Linked DNA regions of Homo sapiens: region 1 is linked to region 2. Evidence: read pairs that join two places in POLR2A ChIA-PET (ENCODE). Cell type or tissue: Panc1. All regions are shown on one strand. Region 1 overlaps C5 (complement C5). Region 2 overlaps GSN (gelsolin).

Region 1 (2,500 bases), 290 kb after region 2:
CCAGAATTTTATCTTTGGCCCTCTTATTTTCTGTAATCTCCCCTGGTACAGTCTCATTATTGCCCATGATTTCCATAACATCTAGGCCAATGGCCCCCTAATCAATGTCTCAAGGCCTAACTTCTTTCCTAAGAAGTTAGGAAATGTCCTAGATCCATATTTCTAGGTTTCCGGAAGCCAAAGATCCTTCAAGCACAATATGTGCCAAATTCATTATTTTCTTCCTCAAATACACTTCTGTTTCTTTACTCAGTGCACAACAATACCCTGCCCTTTGTCCCCCATGGATCAAGTCAGAATCATCAGTTGGTTTTTGATTCCTTCCTTTCCTTTTGGCTTTACCTCTGATCAGCTACCAAGTTCCATAGATTATACCTTAGGATTAGGTCTGACCATGTGTGGGTGACACACTTCAAAAGACACACAGGGCCAGATACAGTGGCTCACACCTATAATCCTAGCACTTTGGGAGGCTGAAGCAGGAGGATGGCTTGAGCAGAGGAGTTCCAGACCAGACTGGGTAACATAGGGAGACCCTGTCTTTAATAAAACAATAAAAATATAAAAAAATAAATAAAAGGCTCATAGACCCCTGCAGCACACCAACCAGAGGATAACCCAGGATGCAGGAGTGGGAGTGAGTGTCAATGAAGACTGGAAACTGACACAGCAGGACCTGGGAAATAGATGCCTGGAGAGCAGAAAGCCCCACAGGAAGGTACAACAGCCTCTCAGTAAACACTCAGAGCCTTTCAAGAGTTTGGGGCAAGACTGAAACATACACCCAACTCCATGAGTTCCTTGAAAGAAATAATAGACATAGAAGAAAATGTCCAGCACCTAAATACCCTCAAACTTTTCTTGAGAAATACAAAGCAGATTTTTTAAAGTACGAATATCATTCATATTAGCAAAACCCAAAATTGATGATGATGAACATTTTTTATATTCGTCTTTTTTTTTTTTTAAAGAACATTGTGGATATTGAACTTTTCTCTTTAACTACAAGCCTCCATCTTATTTCTGTTTCTTTCCCCCAAGGGCATTCACTATCATGAGTTTATGCATCTTTCCAGAACATTTTTAATATTTTATATAGTATATATATACATGAAATCATATAGCTGTAACTTAACTCCAGTTTGGCTGCTCACTGCTCAAATGCCAAACTCAAGAGACTAAGGTTGGTGGGAGGAAAAGCAGGTTAATTCAGGAGCCAGCAACCCAAGGAGATGGCAGACTAGAGTCAGGAAACTATCCCAAATGCCCTAGGCTGGCCAGAGGGATTTTAAAGAGGAAGGGGCTTGGAAAACTGTGTGCAAGAGTTAGCTACGTACAGGTCAGCATGTCTTGTTCTGATTATTATCTTGAGTAACGGGCCATCTAGTGGTCAGCTAGACTGAAACAGGTTTGTAGATTAACTGCTCAGTATTTTTCTTCTCCAGGGGACATTTCACATCCTTGATTTTTATCTCATGGCTAGTTCCTGGAATTCTTAAGTAAGCACTGTTTAAGAAAGTTAAGCATTGTAAAAGAAAGAATGGTTATTTGCTTCCAAAATGAAGTGATGGGTTTACAGTCCCTTTTTGTATTTCTAAATGATTATAACTAGTATCATACTATACCTATCATTCTGTAACTTACCTTTTTCTTTTAATACTTTTTAGTTACTTTAGATCTAGTAGTATAGGTAAATATAGCTCACTCCTTTTCATTGCCATGCAGTATTTTATTTTACAAATATATCACATAGTATATATTCTTTATCTATTCCTATCTTGATGGACAACCATTTCCAAATTTTAATATTACAAACAATATGATAATGAACATCTTCATATGTCTCTTTGTGCACATGTGTGAGAGTTTCTCTAGGGTATATCCCAGGAGATAGAATTGCTGGAACATAAGGAATGCATATTTACAGTTTCATCAGATTTTGCCAGATTTCTCTTCAAGGTGACTAAAAAATTCTTTTCTACTCTAAATTTTTAGTCCCAGACCCTACTGTAAAACATGAGGAACTAAACTAGACCATATTAAGCACTTGTAGAGGTAGCCTAGGGTCTGGAACAAAAGCAAATCAAATAGCCTACTTCTTTTTTTCCTCCATGTCACACTTAAAATTTGAATTTCAGGGCAGTCTCCAAGGGACAGGTCAGTGGGAAGAGGAGAACGCAAAAAGCTAGAGCGAATTGTATTTGCTTTACCTTTAGGGAAGTGCTGTCTAGACTCTCACTCCTTAAGGATACCAGGGATGAGACACCCAAGAGTACCAAAGAGAAAGAGAGATAGGAGTAAGAGCTTATAAAAACCAGGTGCAGTGGCTCACACCTATAATCCCAGCACTTTGGGAGGCTGAGGCGGGTGGATCACCTGAGGTCAGGAGTTTGAGACCAGCCTGGCCAACATGGTGAAACCCTGTCTCTACTAAAAATACAAAAATTAGCTTGGCATGGTGGCACGTGCCTGTAGTCCCACCTACTCAGGAGGCTGAGGC
Region 2 (2,500 bases):
TCCCAATGCAATGCTTCTCACACTTGAATTCGCACACGAATTCCATGGGGATCTTGTGAAAATCCAGATTTGGATTCAGTAGACCCAAGGTGGGTAGGGTTGCCAGATAAAACATGAGATGCCCAGTTAAATCTAAATGTCAGAAAGACAATAAGATGTCTTGGTATAATTATGCCCCAAACATTCCAAGGGCCATACTCATGCTTAACTGGCACACTGTTTTTTATTTGCTAAATAAGGCAACCCTAAAGATGGAGTCTGAAATCCCACATTTCTGAAAAGCTCAAAGATGAAGCCTTAGTGCATTTAAAATGCAATTTAAATCTATGAAAACTATATTTTATGCAACCATGAATTTTATGGTCTCTTTTTTAAGACCACTGAACAGTCTAGGCAGGCATCTCCCACCTTCTAAAAGAGCATAGAAAGAATTCTGGCTGCCACTGGAACTGGGAACTTGCCTTCCAAGAGAAACAGGTACTGTGGTGGGAGGGGAGGTGGGAGGGGGATGGATACAGGCTAGCCCACAAAAGCCTGTTTTACCTCCGTTCTGAACGATACAGTTCCTTTGGACTACCAGTTCCTGAAGTGAAGCTCAGGACACCAAGAAACATGGCCGTTTCTTCTCTGAGTCCATGAAATGGGAAGGATCTGTCCCTACCTGCTTCCTTTCCAGGGCTCTTTGGAGTCAGATGAGATAATACAAATTCCCAGCATCCACATGATTGCACTGGCCAAGCATTGTGTTAGGTACTTTGTAGAATTCTGTGAAGTGGGTATTGAAGCCCTAACTGTATAGCTGAGAAAAATGAAACTCAGTGAGGTGATGTCCTCAAGGTCTTAGGGCAAGTGCAAAACATAAACCAGAAGGAGAACCAAGTTCTCTCCACTTCTTCGGCCTGGGATCTTAACTTGTTATGCTTTATTGCTGCTGAATTGTGCAAGTGTATTTGCCAAATGAATGAATGAAATGTAACGTTTCAGGAAAATGGTCGCTGTACTCTATTCTATAAAAGGACAGCTGAGCTTTTTATAACCAGCTTCAGATGCTCCTGAAGAATGCTGCCATTCTCACGGATGGCTGGTAGGAATAAGGACTACTGTAACCTTTATGAGCAGAAATTTGGCAAAATTTAGCATGACACAGATTATTTGCTTGGCCAAACTTTAGCCAGGCTTCTGAACCTTCTCCTAGGCCTACCTGTGCACTTCCTTGTAAAATCCAGTTTTAGCAAAAGAATCCTGCTAAGTCTGTTTAGCCAGAACCCCTCATCCTTGATATCTGATCAGGCTCCTCATCCTCCACCATGCCCCCACTGATGTTTGAATCACCCTGGTTTGTCTTCATCAATAATTTTGTTAGGTCGGTTTAGCAAGAATATCCCTTATTCCTGAGCTTCCTCTTAGTAATTTTCCATCCGCTGACCCCTACCCTGCTCTGCAGCTATCAATTCCCACTCGCCCATGCTGTATTAGGAGTTGAGCCCAAACTCTCTCCCTCACTGTAGGACCCTGTTGCAGTGGTCCCTATGCCCAAGGCAATGTTCCTGAATAAAGACTTCCTTACCGTGTTTTCACAAGTGTCACTGAATTTTTTTTTTAACAAGAAAAAGCTATAAAATGTGTCATTTTGACTCAGGAACTCCATTTCTAGGGCTCACTTCTAGGAAATAATAAAAGAAGAACACACAAAAAAAGTATGCACTAGGTTGTTCATTGCAGTATTGTTTATAAACTGCCTAAATGTTTCATAATTGAGGATTGTTAAGGGAACATGGTACAGGCACACCAAAGATAGAATAATAGTGAGTGATGAAAACTCGGGTGGGCATTTATTTCTACCATAACAAAAAAAAAGTAGGAGGCAAGACCCTTGTTTAAGGACTAAAGAGCCACTGACAATAACAGGGTACAGCCTAGTGCCCAGATCTTTTAATGTCTATATTCGATATCTGACTTATCTGTCGATTTCATCTGCTATGAGTTTCTAGAATCTGAACAGCTCTTGAAATACTTTGCTGCTTAATTATGGAGCAAAGTAGGGTCCTGTAGGAGAGAGAGACTCAGTAGAAAGCCATGGAAGGGGGAGAAATACAGCTAGCATTTGATCAACCTTTTCACCAGAAGTTTTTATACCCAAGATTATAAACATTATTCTCTCTGTATTTATGGATGCAAACTACAGCCCTGGGGAGCCCCAGTCTTGGTTCTTTGGGGGTGATCTTGGGCAAATCCTGTTTCTCTCAGCCTTTTTGTTAATAAATAAAAAGCATTATTTCATTTTTTAATCCCTAGGACTATTGGAATAAAAGATTTAAATTAGAATAAACATTTATCTACTTAGGTATAGTATGCTTTTAAAACTTTTAAAAATTAAATTTAAAAAGAATCCTTAATAACATGAGAAAAATACTTACGATATAATGTTGAGAAAAAACAGAAAGTCAGAACAGACAATTATAAATATAGGATAATTGTGTGGGGGTAAAAAAAAATGCAC

Evidence for each region. ChIA-PET counts read pairs that join two places held together with the same protein. Peaks named below come from ENCODE experiments on the same cell type or tissue, not always from the same donor. Only the 100,000 strongest peaks of a DNase experiment are listed, where the experiment ranks them.
Region 1: POLR2A ChIA-PET joins it to region 2 with 5 read pairs; 1 of 35 experiments calls an interaction of 5 or more read pairs at or near these places.

What each region holds. Positions count from the first base shown.
Region 1 is chr9:120,984,834-120,987,333 of GRCh38, reverse strand. All of the region lies in intron 25 of C5 (complement C5), which reads left to right. Among named protein-coding and RNA genes, the nearest start is that of C5-OT1, 33 kb to the right of the region's middle. In Panc1, CTCF peaks have their summits at 1,163 and 1,380 (motif pointing left); a DNase peak (open chromatin) is centred at 1,353.
Region 2 is chr9:121,273,611-121,276,110 of GRCh38, reverse strand. All of the region lies in intron 1 of GSN (gelsolin), which reads right to left. Among named protein-coding and RNA genes, the nearest start is that of GSN, 6.7 kb to the right of the region's middle. In Panc1, no CTCF peak of the experiment used is centred here; no DNase peak of the experiment used is centred here; H3K27ac peaks cover 2,012 bases.